Linked DNA regions of Homo sapiens: region 2 is linked to region 1. A link is an interaction called in ENCODE POLR2A ChIA-PET data of the cell type or tissue named here. Cell type or tissue: Panc1. All regions are shown on one strand. Each heading gives the region's core, and the rest is flanking DNA. Links, peaks and the distances in the headings are about the cores only.

Evidence for each region. ChIA-PET counts read pairs that join two places held together with the same protein. Peaks named below come from ENCODE experiments on the same cell type or tissue, not always from the same donor. Only the 100,000 strongest peaks of a DNase experiment are listed, where the experiment ranks them.
Region 2: POLR2A ChIA-PET joins it to region 1 with 14 read pairs; 2 of 35 experiments call an interaction of 5 or more read pairs at or near these places.

What each region holds. Positions count from the first base shown.
Region 1 is chr16:47,027,176-47,035,506 of GRCh38, reverse strand. No RefSeq gene overlaps it. Among named protein-coding and RNA genes, the nearest start is that of DNAJA2-DT, 58 kb to the right of the region's middle. In Panc1, for the core only: no CTCF peak of the experiment used is centred there; no DNase peak of the experiment used is centred there.
Region 2 is chr16:46,856,610-46,864,940 of GRCh38, reverse strand. No RefSeq gene overlaps it. Among named protein-coding and RNA genes, the nearest start is that of GPT2, 24 kb to the left of the region's middle. RefSeq lists enhancers at 245-374, 4,730-5,024. In Panc1, for the core only: CTCF peaks have their summits at 6,993 and 7,213; a DNase peak (open chromatin) is centred at 4,890.

The DNA of each region.
Region 1 (8,331 bases), core at 281-8,280:
CCAGCGCACCCAAACACCATAGATAGTATTGGCTGCTTTTGGTTGGTGTTCATGCCAAATTTGATGTTCAAATTGAAAATCACCCCTGAGCAAAACAGCCATGAAATTATAATAAATAATAATCTCTCAGTCTGTGCCTTGCCATGCCAAAAGAGCTGGATTTGAAAGTTGTTTTTGTTTTTGTTTTCAAGATAGAGTCTTGCTCTGTTGCCCAGGCTGGAGTGCAGTGGCGTGATCTCAGCATGCTGCAGCTTCGACCTCCCGGGTTCAAGAACTCCTCCCACTTCAGCCTCCTCAGTAGCTGGGATCACAGGTGCATGCCACCATGCTTGACTAATTTTTGTATATTTTTGTAGAGACGGGGTTTCACTATGTTGCACAGGCTGGTCTCAAACTCCTGGGCTCAAAGGATCTACCTGCATCAGCCTCCTAAAGAACAGGGATTATAGGCATGAGCCTATAAAACAACCTGGCCAAAAAGTTTTTTAAAAGGCTGGGTGCAGTGGCTCATGCCTGTAATAAAAGAAAAAGAAAAAAGAAAAAAGCTTTTAGCAAGCCAGGTGTGTTATTTTCCACAATGACAAAGGGAACATGTTCATCTGCATTTTTTCCACTTTCCATATAAATGCTTTAGAGTAATATCGATACACAATCCATTTTTTTTTTCAGATTACTTCAACCTGCCCACACCAAAGCTTAGGAGATAATTGATATGTGTGCATTCTTTTTAAGCACAAAAGAAAGTAGAAAGACTGTGTGCCATGGTTCATGTCTGTAATCTCAACATTTTGGGAGGCTGAGGTGGGAGGATTCCTTGAGGCCAGGAATTCAAGACCAGCCTGGGCAACATAGCAAGACCCCATCTCTACAAAACTTTTAAAAAGTCGGGCCTGGTGGCATGTGGCTGTAGTCCCAGCTACTCGGGAGGCAGAGAGAGGAGGACTGCTTGAGCCTAGGCATTGGAGGCCACAGGGAGCCATGATCACACCACTGTACTGCAGCCTGGGCAGCAAAGCAAGAGACTGTTTCAAAAAAGAAAAGAAGAAGAAGGAGAAGGAGAAGAAAAAGAACGAGAGAGAGAGAAAGAAAAGAAAGTGGAAAGATTCTGCCCAATAAGATCTGAAGTACAACCATGAAGTGCAAGAGGCCAGGCATGTTAGCTCATGCCCGAAATCCCAGCACTTTGGGAGGCTGAGGCGGGCAGATAGCTTAAGCTCAGGAGTTCGAGACCAGCCTGGACAACATGGCAAAACCCCATCTCTACAAAAAGTACAAAAAACTTACCGGGGCCTGGTGGTGAGTACCTATAGTCCCAGCTACTCAAGAGGCTAAGGGAGGAGGATCGCTTGAACCCAGGAAGTCAAGGCTGCAGTGAGCTGAGATCATGCCACTGCACTCCAGCCTGGGGGACAGAGCAAGACTTTGTCTAAAAAAAAAAAAAAGAAAGAAAAGAAAAGAAGAAAAAGAAAGTGCAAGATGGACTCACAGCCTGAGTCTGTCCTGCTTCCCCTGTGGTGGGCTCACAGTTCCCTTCACTGTCTTAGGAGTCCCCTGGGAAGATTTCTTTCTCTCAAAGCCAGAGGCCACATGATTCCTTTGACCTTCATTTTACTGAAAAAGAACAACACTGGGAGCTGTTGCTAGGCTGAGGAGCCCAGGGCTTCCTGGGCCTGGCAGGTCCAATTCATTTATCCTGCTCTTTGTTTGGAAACTCAGATTGACCTTAATGATGGGAAATAGGGTGGCTTCTAGGAGAATCTCTGGATGTTAATGGAGGCTGGGCACCCTTTCTTTAAATAGATATTGAAATATGCAAGAACACCTAAGTCATCTGGACACCCACTTACTAAGCTACTTTAACTGCTCCTGGTAATTAGACACTAAAAGTCCAGCCATTGCACTTGTCTCCATTGGAGGAGGAAATTCATTGTTTTAATAACCACCAGTAAACTTAGAGTTTTATTTCCACAGAAAGACCCATGAAACAGAAACTGGAGATAAGGATGGAAAAACAATTTCAATGTTTGTACACATATTTTAGAACCTCTCTCTCCCACTCCTTCTGCCTCTACCCCAGCTGGGGGCCATGTGTGTGGAGGGAGGCGGTGGGAGGTCAGCCTGACCGTGATGGGTTTTAGACCATCTGTTCTCTGCTCCTACCAAGGCCAGGACAGGACTGGGGGCAGCGCTGAACCAGAGTTCATTTATAGGAGAAGCCTGGGGAATGGATGGCTCCAGCCTCCCTTCTACCTGATGGTTCAAACCCAGAGGCCTGAAGGGGTGAAGTGTCCACCTCACCTGTCAGGCTGCTGGTAGCCTCTTTCTGCTTTGTTTGTTTGTTTGTTTGTTTGTTTGTTTGTTTTTGAGACAGAGTTTCGCCCTTGTTGCCCAGGCTGGAGTGCAATGGCGTGATCTCGGCCCACTGCAACCTCTGCCTCCCAGGTTCAAGCCATTCTCCTGCCTCGGCCTCCTGAGTAGCTGGGATTACAGGCATGCGCCACCACGCCTGGCTAATTTTTGTATTTTTAGTAGAGACAGGGTTTCTCCATGTTGGTCAGGCTGGTCTCAAACTCCCGACCTCAGGTGATCTGCCTGCCTCGGCCTCCCAAAGTGCTGAGATTACAGGCGTGAGCCACCGTGCCAGGCCCAGCCTCTGGATTTATGATTGTCCATGGATCAAGATCCTTGGACTTTCAATGATACAAGATAATGCATTACGGATTCCTCATCTTCCAGATGTGCCTCGCTGCTGTTATGATGGGCGTGCTTTTATTCACTGGATTCACAAGATGTCTTAGATGTAAGTAGGTACTGATCAGTGTTAGCAGAATGTTAATGAGCCATTATATACTCATGCTTTAGAATGTCTTGGTCAGATAAAAACTTTGCCAATATAGCATTGGCAAAGGAATTCTAAAGATTTTATGCTGACCAAATATTAAATAGTTTGAGGGATCTTGTGTTGAGCAAATGTAGTCAGTGGTCCTCTGTGAGCCAATATAAGGAAGATAAGGAAACTCTGTGGACAGTCTTTGAGATCTAAGCCACCCTAAAGGTGAGGAGTCAGAGGGTTTCTTTTTTTCTTTTTCTTTTTCTTTTTCTTTTTTTTTTTTTTTTATGTAGTCTCACTCTATTGCCCAGGCTGGAGTATGGTGGCATGATCTTGGCTCACTGCAACCTTTGACTCCCTGGTTCAAGTGATTCTCCTGCCTCAGCCTCCCAGGTAGCTGGGACTACAGGTGCACGACATCACGCCCGGCTAATTTTTGTATTTTTAGTAGAGACAGGGTTTTGCTATGTTGGCCAGGCTGATCTCAAACTGCTGACCTTTTCCCTGAGCCTGAGACCCAAAACTCCATCTGCCATCTTGACATCTCCATGTGGATGAGCCCAACTCAACACGTTCAAACCAAACTCAGGCGCTTCCCCCACCTGCCCCTCCCGATTACCCCTCCGGTGCTCTCTGTCTCAAGGAAGGATTCCCCAACCTTCCAGTGCAAAACCCAGAAACCTACAATCACCTACCTGTGTCTGTTTTGAGACACTTCCCTCACCCTCAGCCTCTATAGCAGATGCTGCTGGTGCCTGACCCACATGCCACAGGACTGACCTTGTCCATGGCATTGGCACACGCCTAACCACCAGGATCTGTACAAGGAAGACAGGGAAAGCCATTCTTCCTAGGCAAGGCAGACTGGAGATGCCAGGAAGTTAGAACTCTCCAGCAACAGCCTTTGGCCAGTGACTGATGGCTCCCTCATCCCTCTGAAGTGTATGTATCATTCCTTTCACTGAATTTCCCTGTGTGTATATTTTTAAAATTCCATTTAAAAACTTAAACTAGGCTGGGTGCAGTGGCTCATGCTTGTAATCCTAGCACTTTGGAAGGCCAAGGCAGGTGGATCACTTGAGTTTAGGAGTTCGACACCAGCCTAGCCAAAATGGTGAAACCCTATCTCTACTAAAAATACAAGAAAATAGCTGGGCATGGTGGCGCGCACCTGTAATCCCAGCTACTTGGGAGGCTGAGGCAGGAGAATCCCTTGAACCCGGGAGGCAGAGGTGGCAGGGAGCCGAGACAGCACGACTGCACTCCAGCCTGGGTGACAGAGTGAGACTCTGTCTCAAAAGAAAATTAAAAATAAATAAATAAAAAGTTAAATTAAAAATGGGGCTGGGCGCTGTGGCTCACACCTGTAATCCCAGCACTTTGGGAGGCTGAGGTGGGCAGATCATGAGGTCAAGAGATCGAGACCATCCTGGCCAACATGGTGAAACCCCATCTCTACTAAAAATACAAAAATTAACTGGGCCTGGTGGCACACGCCTGTAGTCCCAGCTACTTGGGAGGCTGAGATGGGAGGATTGCTTGAGCCCAGGAGTTTGAGATCAGCCTGGGTCACATAGTGAAACCCCGTCTCTACAAAAACATACAGAAATCAGCTGGGCCTGGTGGCACATGCCTTGGTCCCAGCTACTCAGGAGGCTGAGGTGGGAGGATCACCTGAGCCCGGGAGGTGAAGGTTGCAGTGAGCTGAGATTGCACCACTGCACTCCAGCCTAGGTGACAGAGCAAGGTGACTGTCTCAAAAAAAAAAAAAAAAAATGCCTGGCACAAAGCAAACACTAAATAAATAAAAGCTATTATGGAGGGAATAATGCTGTTCCTTCCAAGCGTCCAGTACAATTGTCAATCCAGGAAGCTCAGCCATTTTAACCTGTGCCTCCAAATGCCCCTGATTTCCCTTAGTTTCTGATCGCTGAAGAAGATCCAGGCCAGCCAGGAGCTGTCTGGGGGACATCGCCTACAGGCAATCCCCTCACCCAATTATAGTGAGAAGCCAGTGAGCCTTGGAGATATTGAGGCTTACAAGCACAAAGCATGATTATCGCATGTTTAGGGGACCCAGGGCAAGAGATGTCCCTCAAGTGAATTGGAAGCCCCAAGGCCTACACCAGGCTGCTCAACTGGTTCCATCCACCTGCTCTTGGCCTTTTTTTTTTTTTTTTTTTTTTTTTTTTTGAGACAAAGTCTTGCTCTGTCACCCAGGCTGGAGTGCAGTGACACGATCTCGGCTTACTGCAACCTCTGCCTCCTGGGTTCAAGCAATTCTCCTGCCTCAGCCTCCTGAGTAGCTGGGATTACAGGCGCCCACCACTTCACCCAGCTAGTTTTTATATTTTTAGTAGAGACAGGGTTTCACCTTGCTGGCCAGGCTGGTCTTGAACTGCTGACCTGAAGTGATCTGCCTGCCTCGGCCCCCCCAAGTGCTGGGATTACAGGCCTGAGCCACCATGCCTGGCCTGCTGTTGGCTTTTGAGTGGGTGGACACACATTTAATTAGGTTCAATTGGAGGTTATCAGAAAGAACCAGGATGTCAAACACTTCCTCTCTGAGATTCAGCCAGTGGCCTGACCTGCTATGTGGCAATCTGATTATGGTTTACTTGGGCATCATGTCCACAGAAATCCCAAAGGGCGGTGGCGTCAGTGGCATCATTTGCTGGAGCAAAGCATCCTTGATGCCAATCCTCTGAGACACTTGACATGTGCTGTCTCATCAACTCACTCCAAAGTTACTCTTCTTAAAGGTTCTGAAGCTCAGAACAGTCAAGACAGTTGCTCAAGGTCACACAGGCAAGATTGAAAACCAGATCTGCCTGGCCTAAATTCTTTCTCCAAGGTCCCATCCAGTGACCTGAATCCCAAACTCAGGGTTCCTGGACCTCATCCTCCCACTCCTCATTCAGTACATCTGGGAACGGGCCTGAGAATTTGTGTTTTAAAAGTTTCCTGGGCAACTCTGAAGATCAGCTACATTTAAGAACCATTTATAGGAAGCCATTGTTTCCCTAAATCCAAACAAAATGGCCCTATGAGGCTGTTTGTGGCCTTGGCCCAGTTTAACCTCTGGCTTTATACAATAGGCTAACAAGTCAGTGGCTAACTCATAAATTATGCCTGATGTTATTTCAAATCAAGCCTTTTGGCACCTCAATATATAACGTCCTTTATTTACTGACGAAATCTCTCTATTCTAAAAGAGCACTTATTCCATGACTACGAACACTGCAGACCCCTTCAGCCCTGTGCGCTTCTCACACTATAACCTTCTAGAGGCAGAAATTGAGCCCCTATCATCTCACCCTGCACAGAAAGACATTTCATACGTTTCTTACCCCAGCACACGTGACTTGATAGGAAAAGGCATTTTCCTAGTCAACCTCCAATTTTACAGCAGCAATTTTGGTTCCTGGAGTTCTGCAGGTTCCTTTCTGGCAGGAAGATTAGACCAAGAGCTGCATTAAAGGTACAGTTCTGTGCCCTCCAAGGCACTAATAGACTGGAATCATGTCAGAGCTTTCTAGAGCAGAACTATGTCTACAGTCAGAACTGAGTCTCAACCAATTCAGGAGACAAGTTGCTACTTATGAAAAGAAGACTCATTGAGTTTATAAATGGATTTTTTATGTTCTTGCCCAGCTTCTGTTTCCAGCACTGAAGCGTGCTAGATGACGCTTCTAACAAATGCCTTTCCCGATTCAGAAACTGAGCTTTAGATAAGAACCACTTTTACTAAGCCAAAGAGTCTATCTAAACAGTAGCTTATTTCATAAAGACTGTATTTCTCTCTATTAAAACACTATAACCCTATTGTGTTCAACTATCGCTCACAGAAAGCCTTAAGGAGCAATAACTTAGTGGCAAAAGTAAATGTTTAAATGCTCTATAAAAATATATATATAGTTATATAGCCATACTTAAACATTTAAAAATAAATGGCTGGCTCTCCTGTTGAGCCTCTTTCCTGCTGAGTTGGCCAGAAAAGATATTTTTTTTAAGACTTGAAGGTTTTTTTTTTTTTTTTAGGCAGAGTGACACTCTGTCACCCGGGCTGGCATGCAGTGGCATGATCTCGGCTCATTGCAATCTCTGCCTCCTGGATTCAAGCGATTCTCGTGCCTCAGCCTCCCAAGTAGCTGGAATTACTGGCACCTGCCACCACGCCTGGGTAATTTTTGTATTTTTAGTAGAGATGGGGTTTCACCCTGTTGGCCAGGCTGGTCTCGAACTCCTGATCTCAGGTAATCCACCCGCCTTGGCCTCCCAAAGTGCTGGGATTACAGATGTGAGCCACTATGCCTGGCCAGAATTTATTTTTAAATCTGGAAAAGGCAGATAAAATATCAGCAGTATAAATGATGCCAAAACAATTGAATAAAGAGTAGAACTTTCCATGAATTAACTCTTCTACACCATGTTAAGAAACCTGTCTGGGTTGGGCATGATAGCTCATTCCTATAGTCCCAGCACTTTAGGAGGCTGAGCTGGGAGAATCGCTTGAGACCAGGAGTTCAAGACCACCCCAGGCAACATAGCAAGACTTCCCCTACAAAAATTTGAAAACAGCCAGGCATGGCTGAGGTGGGAGGATCCCTTGAGCCCAGGAGTTCCAGGCTGCAGCGAGCTATGATCGTACCACGGCACCCCAGCCTGGGTGACGAGAGCAAGACCTTAACTTAAAAAAAGAAAAAGGCTGGCTGGGTGCAGTGGCTCACACCTGTAATCCCAGCACTTTGGGAGGCCAAGGCAGGTGGATCACTTGAGGTCAGGAGTTCGAGACCAGCCTGGTAAACATGATGAAACCCCGTCTCTACTAAAAATACCAAAAAAAAAAAAATTAGCTGTGTGTGGTGGCATGCTTGTAGTCCCAGCTACTTGGGAGGCCGAGGCAGGAGAATCACTTGAACCCAGGAGGTAGAGGTTGCAGTGAGCCAAGATTGTGCCACTGTCCTCCAGCCTGGGCAACAAAGCGAGATGCCATCTCAAAAAAAAAATTTTTTTTTTTAAAGAAAGAGGCTGACCACGGTGGCTCATGCCTGTAATCCCAGGACTTTGGGAGGCCAAGGCGGGCAGATCACTTGAGATCAGGAGTTCAAGACCCGCCTGGCCAACATGGTGAAACCCCTTCTCTACTAAAAATACAAAAATTAGCCAGGGGTGGTGGCAGGTGCCTGTAATCCCAGCTACTCGGGAGGCTGAGTCAGGAGAAATCGCTTGAACATGGGAGGCAGAGGTTGCCTTGAGCCCAGATGGCACCACTGCACTCCAGGCTGGTCAACAGAGAGAGAAGAAAGAGAGAGAGAAAGAAAGAGAGAAAAGAAAGGAAAGGAAGGGAGGGAAGGAAGGAAGGAAGGAAGGAAGGAAGGAAGGAAGGAAGGAAGGAAGGCAGGCAGGCAGGCAGGCAGGCAGGCAGGCAGGCAGGCAGGCTGTTCGACCCTTTTCCACTGAATTGTGGTTTGCCTGAATGGCATCAAGATGATGCGTGT
Region 2 (8,331 bases), core at 50-8,049, 170 kb after region 1:
GGTTTCACCATGTTAGCCAGGATGGTCTCAATCTCCTGACCTCGTGATCCGCCTGCCTCGGCCTCCCAAAGTGCTGGGATTACAGGCGTGAGCCACCGTGCCCCGCCCAGAATCCAGTTTTAAAGAGTTTATTAAAGCAAAATGTTGGGAATGACTATCTGGGAGACACAGCGTGTAGGGAAATGGGGTCAGTGTTCTGAAGTTGAGAGTTAAGTTCTTGCTTAAGTAGGCAGAAAACAAAGAAGTAGGATCATTTTCTATATGAGGCTGGTTCATGAGTTAACAACCATTTAGTTACAGCTTCTTTCCTTTTCTATATGGCTTGGTTTCTTTTCTTTACAACTGGTTTTCATTTCCTTTCCTACATAGTTATTTATTTTTGAGACAGGATGTTCCTCTTTCGTCCAGGGTGGAGTACAATGGTGCAAACATGACTCATTGCAGCCTTGACCTCCCAGGTTCAAGGGATCCTCCCACCTGAGCTTCCTGAGTAGCTGGGACTACAGGTGCTTGCCGCCATGTCTGGTTAATTTTTAAAAAAATAATAAGAAGAAATAGGATCTCACTGTTGAGCAGGCTGGTCTCAAACTCCTGGCCTCAAAAAATCCTCTCACCTAGGCTTCCCAAGGTGCTGAAATTACAGGTGTGAGCCACCTCCTGGCCCTCCTTTCCAATTTAAGGTATTTAGCATTCCATTTTATGACAATGTGATGGCCAAAAAGTCTATGTGAGAAAGGTAAGAGGGAAGTCAATCTATAATGAAGATCAACAGTGAAGAGTCTTTCCTGATGCCCTTTAGTCATTTGAAACATTTTACAAAACAATGTAGGTAAGTAATAAGACTAATCTATAATCAGAAGCAAAGGGTTACAGCTGCCTAAGTTACAGTTGCCTGTCAGGTAACATTCCTCTAAGGCTCAAAATAATTTAGAGTTCCAATAGCTTAGATTTTTAATTATTTTCAGAGATCTTATTTGCATGGCTTCAATATTTGTCACTTTTTTGCACATACTTTTTGTTTTCTTTTTTCCTTATTTTCAATTTTAATTTTTTTCACCTTCTATTTCTTATCAGGCAATACTTGTAGCATTTATCTACTTTTTTGTTGTTGTTGTTGAGACAGGGCCTCACTATGTCTGTAGTACAGTGGCACAATCACAGCTCACTGAAGTCTGTGCTTAAGTGATCCTCCCACCTAAGCCACCGGAATAGCTGGGATTATTGGCACACACCATCATGCCGGGCTAATTTTTTTTAATGTTTGGTAGAGATGGGGTTTCACTATGTTGCTCAAACTCCTGAGCTCAAGCAATCTTCCTGCCTCAGCCTCCCAAAGTGCTGGGATTACAGGTGTGAGCCACTGTGCCCAGCTTATTTATTTACTTTTGTTTTCCTTCTGGTTTAGTTTCATTTCTGAAATAAATTTTTTATTTATTACTATTTTTTCCTTGAGTTTTATCACCTAATTGCTATATTTTTCTAGTTCTGATTTACGTATGTATGTTGTTCTTTGTATCTTTCAAAATGTCTTTTAGCTAGTTTCAAAATACTAGTTTATACTGTTTATCTGTTTTGTGGAAGGGAGCTTGGTTGATTAGTGCTGTAGCTTGAATATTTAAACCTCCAAACTTCATGTTGAAATTTGATCCCCAGCCGGGCAGTGGCTCACGCCTGTAATCTTAACACTTTAGGAGGCCACTTGAGGCCAGGAGTTTGAGACCAGCCTGGCCAACATGGTGAAACCCTGTCTCTACTAAAAATACAAAAGTTAGCTGGGCGTGGTGGCTCACACTTGTAATCCCACCTACTCAGTAAGCCGAGGGAGGAGAATCACTTGAGCCGAGATTGTGCCGTGTACTCCTGCCTGGGCAAAAGAGCGAGACTCCGTCTCAAAAAAAAAAAAAAGATATCTGATCCCCAGCGTTGGCAGCAAGGCCTAACAGGAGGTGTTTGGGTTATGGGGGTGGATCCCTCATGAATGTCTTGGTGACCTCTTTGTGGTAATGAGTAAGTTCTTACTCTACTAGTTCCCAAGAAAGTAGGTTGTTATAAAGAGCCTGGTGCCTCCTCCTCTCTCTTCTTGCTGCTCTCTCTCATCATGTGATCTCTGCCCATGCTGGCTGCCCTTCCCCTTCAGCCATGAGTGGAAGCTTCCTAAGGCCTCACCAGAAGCAGATGCTGGCGTCATGCTTCTTATACAGTCTGCAGAGCTGTGAGCCAAATAAACCTCTTTTCTTAATAAATTACTCAGCCTCAGGTCTTTCTTCATAGCAACACAAAAGGACTAAGACAATTGCTTTAAAAGTTGATGTTGCGGCCGGGCGCGGTGGCTCATGCCTGTAATCCCAGTACTTTGGGAGGCTGAGGCGGGTGGATCACAAGGTCAGGAGATTGAGACCATCCTGGCTAACACGGTGAAACCCCATCTCTACTAAAAATAATAATAATTAAAAAAATTAGCCGGGCATGTTGGCGGGCACCTGTAGTCCCAGCTACTCGGGAGGCTGAGGCAGGAGAATGGTGAACCAGGGAGGCGGAGCTTGCAGTGAGCCGAGACTGCGCCACTGCACTCCAGCCTGGGTGACAGAGTAATACTCCGTCTCAAAAAAAAAAAAAAAAAAAAAGTTGATGTTGCCTCAATTGCTCCAACCCCTCCAGTCTTATCAGAGACTCCTTGTACTCACCCATATTGAAGCATGCAGAACACCTCCCACTTTAGCTGCTTTTCTCAGTTTGGCTCACTCTGCCCTCCTGCGAAGACCTGTTTGCTGGCCCCTGAGGTGCCCTATCTCTTCCCTCTGCATTATTCTATATAAATGCGAATATCATATAGATCTTATAGTGGTGGGAATTGTTGTCGTCATGCTCTTACCTTTTACAGTTCATGGGGATACCTTATAATCTGGCTTTGTTGAAAATGCTCTTCATAGGTTTTTGGTTTTACCATCTAGTTGCTCTGCCTTTTTTTTTTTTTTTTTTTTTCCTGCAAGGTGGATTCTAGGAGATCAAAAAACTATACCACTGCTGTGTCTTTCCAGAATTATGAAGGGAAAAAGAACCATGAGAGCTCAGGAAGCAAATTATTATATTTGCCCCCATGGCCAGGCCAGGACCATGTGCTGGAACCACACTCAGATGTGAATAGGATGTGGTTCCCAGGAAGCAAGCTACCTTATATTAGATTCTACACCCAAAGAAGGCAAAACATAACACATGTTTATTACAGTGTTTCATATCAGGTTTTATTTGAGGGTTCCACTACTTTAAAAAAAAGTATAAAAACATTCATCTAAGATAGTGTAATTATATGACTTGTTCTTTAACTCAAACTTTTTATTTTTATTTTTATTATTTATTTATTTATTTATTTTTGAGATGGAGTTTAGCTCTTGTTGCCCAGGCTGGAGCGCAATGGTGTGATCTTGGCTCACCGCAACCTCTGCCTCCTGGGTTCAAGTGATTCCCCTACCTCAGCCTCTTGAGTAGCTGGGATTATAGGCATATGTCATCATGCCTGGCTAATTTTTTTTGTTTTTAGTAGAGACGGGGTTTCTCTGTGTTGGTCAGGCTGGTCTTGAACTGCTGACCTCGGATGATCCGCCTGTCTCGGCCTCCCAAAGTGCTGGGATTACAGGTGTGAGCCAGCATGCTTGGCCTATTTTTATTTTTAATTTTGAGACAGGGTCTCATTGTGTTGTCCAGGCTAGAGTGCAGTGGTGTGATCACAACTCACTGCAGCCTTGACCTCTGGGTTCAAGTGATCCTCCTGCCTCAGCCTCCTGAGTAGCTGGGATTACAGGCACACGCCACCACACCTGGATAATTTTTTTATTTTTCATGTTTGTAGAGATGTGGTCTCATTATTTTGCCAAGCCTCTGGTCTTGAACTCCGGAGCTCAAGTGATCTTCCCATCTCGGTCTCCCAAAAGTGCTGGGATTTACAAGCGTGAGCCACCATGCCCAGCCCCTGACTTCAACTTTTTAAAGATAACTTTCAATTATATGACCTTCCTTCATAAGAGATGAACACATAGATGAGGCTAAAGTCCCCTTGTCTCTGGGTTCCCTTTGGATGCCTGGCTGACTTAAATGCCATCTCAGCAGGGCTGAGGACCATGCACCGGAGTCTGCTGAGGATGGGACATAGTCATTTTAACATTAACCAGAGTGAAATGCAATCATGAAAGTGAATCCTTTAATGCAGTTGTGAGGGATTATCTGTGCTGTTGCCATTCTCCATTTGTACAAAAATGTAAAGCTTGAGAATGGTTGAGGATTTTAGAAACATGTTCCTGGCTCTTTCTCTGTTGTTTAGCATGGTGAGGACCTTGATTCACAGTTTCATTTTTGACTGACAGACTTACTGTTCCATCCCAGCATTGGTAACTAATGGGCTTTCTGGCTCGGTTTTTGCTAGGCTCATTGAGATTGTTTTGATTAGGATGCATTATTATTCAAGTGGCAGAAAACCCCACTCATATTGCCTTTTAAAAACATATACATTGGCTCATGGAGTGTGGAGGTATTTGACACTTCAGGAGTGGCTGGATTCAGGATTCAAATGAGGTGATGGCAATATTGCCCTTCCCAGTCTCAGGGCCCATTTATATTATGTGACATGAGTCCAACACTATGTGCTCTTGGTGATGCCCCAGTCACTGCTGTGGGTCCTGGTCTGCAGCCCAGGTCCCCTTTTTGCTATTTTCTCTGTTTTTGTCGACTTCCCTTCAGGCAGCTTCCCCTCATGTAGTGAAAGGGCTCCAGTAGATCCTTGCTGAACTCCCTGCCATCCAAAATCAGCAGAGAACAGAGAACTTCAGAGGCCTCAGGAAAAGTCTCATCGTGACTCACTGGTTCTCACTGCATCACAGCCCCAGCCTGGGTCCCGCCCACATCACTGAGGTCAGGGCAAGGCTGATGTCCGACTGGCTCATACCTAGTCAAAGTCTCCACTGCTGGTTACCAATGAAGATGGCAGCCTCATCAGAATTCCTTGAATGAAGAGGAAGGGAGGGGGGATGTGACAAGGGATAGCTCAGCATAGCTCAGATGGCACCCCCTCTGAAAGGCAGCAGCCTCAATTTGAAAAAAAAAAAAAAGGGCAGGGCACAGTGACTCACACCTATAATCCCAGCACTTTGGGAGGCCAAGGCTTGCGGATCATCTGAGGTCAGGAGTTCAAGACCAGCCTGGCCAACAAGGTGAAACCCCGTCTGTACTAAAAATACAAAAATCAGCTGGGCGTGGTGGCAGGAACCTGTAATCCCAGCTACTCGGGAGGCTGAGGCACAAGAATTACTTGAACCCAGGAGGGAGAGGTTTCAGTGAGCCGAGATTGCACCACTGTACTCCAGCCTGGGCGACAGTGAGACCCTGTCTCACACACACACACAGGGCCAGGCATGGTGGTTCACACCTGTAATCCCAGCACTTTGGAAGGTAGAAGTGGGAGGATTTCTTGAGCCCAGGAGTTGAGACCAGCCTAGGCAATGTAGCAAGACCCCATCTCATTTTTTTTTTTTTTAAGGGAGAGTGTCGTTCTTTCGCCCAGGCTGGAGTGCAGTGGCGCGATCTCAGCTCACTGCAACCTCCATCTCCCAGTTCAAGCGATTCTCCTGCCTCAGCCTCCTGAGTAGCTGGGATTACAGGCACCCACCACCGCACCCAGCTAATTTTTGTATTTTTTAGTAGAGATGGGGTTTTGCCATGTTGGCCAGGCTGGTCTTGAACTCCTGACCTCAAGTGATATGCCCACCTTGGCCTCCCGAAGTGCTGGGATTACAGGCATAAGCCACCGCTTCTAGCCCCCGCCTCAATTTTTTAAAAAATTGAATTAACGACAATAACAAAAAGAGGCAGCATGTCACAGTGGTTGAAAGTGTGTACTGCGGTGCCAAGAGGCAGCATGTCACAGTGGTTGAGGGTGTGTACTGTGGTGCCAAACCACCTTGGTTCTAACAATGGCTTTACCATTTAGGGTATGTGACCTTGGGTAAGTTACCAATCTCTGTGCCTCAGTTTCCTCACCTGTACAATGGGAGATAATGGCCTCACCTTCATAAAATTATTGACATAAAATTGATTTAATATATATAAAATACTTAGAACTCTGACTGGCATGCAACAAGATCTAGATATCTTTGCCATTATTGAGATTTCATGATCCTTAGGAGAGAATAGGGGAAATTCCTAATGCAGCAAGTTTTCAACAAAGGGCAGTGTTCCTTTGGCCTAGGACAGTGATGCTGTGGCTTGAAGTGACTCCTTTCATCAGTTTACCCATCTTAGTCTGCAATGAGCAACTTCCAGATATCACCCCTTTGCATGTGTTGGAGCTCAGAAAATGATACCCCAAGACGAAGGCTGCAGAAGCAGCCTCAGAGGCTAAAGGTTTTCACTGACCTTCTGCCCTCCTGTCTTTTAGGCCCATTCTCCCCAGGAACTAGTTATAGAAACTAGAATCCCTCTTCCTCAAGGCAGATCATAGACACCAAAACCCTTTTTCCCCCAAGCCAGCCATAAAACCTAAAAATATTCTGTGAAAAAACTGGCCTACCCTGTTTGACTGTAGGTCATAAGATCCCTATTGGAAAGAGGATCCTGCCCCATACCTAGAGGGAAGGAATGCTGCTTGGAGAGGCCAAGAAGAATCCAGACCGACAGATCTTGCTGGGTTTCCCCACTCTGTCTATTAGCGAGCGTTAGCGCAGACCCTTTTTGCCCAATCCTATTTCTACATGGCTGTCCAGACTTTGTCGAATCTAAGCGCAAAAATGGACAACTTCCCCTGCATCTTTGGGTCTTCATTTGGAAGTCTCCTGTGTATACATGTCATGCTTCTTCTCCAATTAACCTACCTTTTGTGAGCTGATTTTTCAGTGAACCTTCCAAGGGTGAAGTAAAAGTCTCCTTGGCCCCCACACACACTGGGGTGTAGTTTGCTTTGAGGCTGGTCTGGGGGTGAGGGCATGGCTGTTGTGGTTTGCCTTGAGGCTGGTCTGGGGGTGAGGGCATAGCTGTTGAATACCATTAAGGGCATTTCACTGTGAGGTTTGATTCACATTGTTCTAGAACTTTAGACTGATTCACAATTTCGCTGCCAGCCGGTGCAGCAGCAACTGCTTCCATCTGTGACGTCGTGCACTGATTTATAAACCATTTATAGCTCTCCTCCCCACTTGACACAGCTGCTCCACAAATGGCTCAGGATTGCAACTAGAGGGGAAATTGGGGACTGCACTTGAACTTTCTCTATAATGAAGTGTAAATTGTCCTTTTGAAAAGTGCTTTCTTCATAAATCCCAGGCCTCAAATGTGGCAATTAAGAGAAGCCTTAAAAGCAAAAGAGGCTTCTGTTCCAGGTCTTTTCAAACCCTAAATGTCAAATTCTCTGTGCCTGTGTCCTGGCCTGGCATCTTATTTCCCTCAACACCCTCCTCCCATCTCTTTCTTAGTAACAATCTCAGATCCTGGCAGCGAATGGCATGCGAAACTGGGAACATTTTTCTTCTACACAGACAGGGTTATATAAATCTTCCTGTTTTAAAGTGATTTCTTTTACCCTTTATTTCTTTTGTGTGCCTTTAGGAGTCTGCTTGAATTCTTAATGGGCTAGATCCCTGGCTGGCTTGTTCTCTGCTTAAAGCAAACCATATCGATGCCAATTACTTTTATCCAGGCATTTGCATGTTTACTAAGGTCCTACTACCAGGCACTGATATCATCAGAGACTGTCTCCATATTCTTTGTATCCAGTCTTTTTTTTTTTTTTTGAGACGGAGTCTCGCTCTGTCTCCCAGGCTGGAGCGCAGTGGCACGATCTCGGCTCACTGCAACCTCCGCCTCCCAGGTTCAAGCAATTCTCCTGCCTCAGCCTCCTGAGAGTAGCTGGGACTACAGGCGCCGGCCACCATGCACGGCTAATTTTTGTATTTTTAATAGAGACGGGGTTTCACCATATTGGTCAGGCTGGTCTCGAACTCCCGACTTCAGGTTATCCACCCGCTTCAGCCTCCCAAAGTGCTGGGATTACAGGCGTGAGCCACCGCGCCCAGCTATGTATCCAGTCTTTTTCCACAAACATTCTACTTTTGGCCGGGCGCAGTGGCTCACGTCTGTAATCCCAGCACTTTGGGAGGCCGAGGTGGGCGGATCACAAGGTCAGGAGTTCGAGACCAGCCTGGCCAACATAGTGAAACCCTGTCTCTACTAAAAATACAAAAATTAGCCAGGTGTGGTGTCGTGCGCCTGTAGTCCCAGCTACTCAGGAGGCTGAGGCAGGAGAATCACTTGAACCTGGGAGGTGGAGGTTGCAGTGAGCCGAGATCGTGC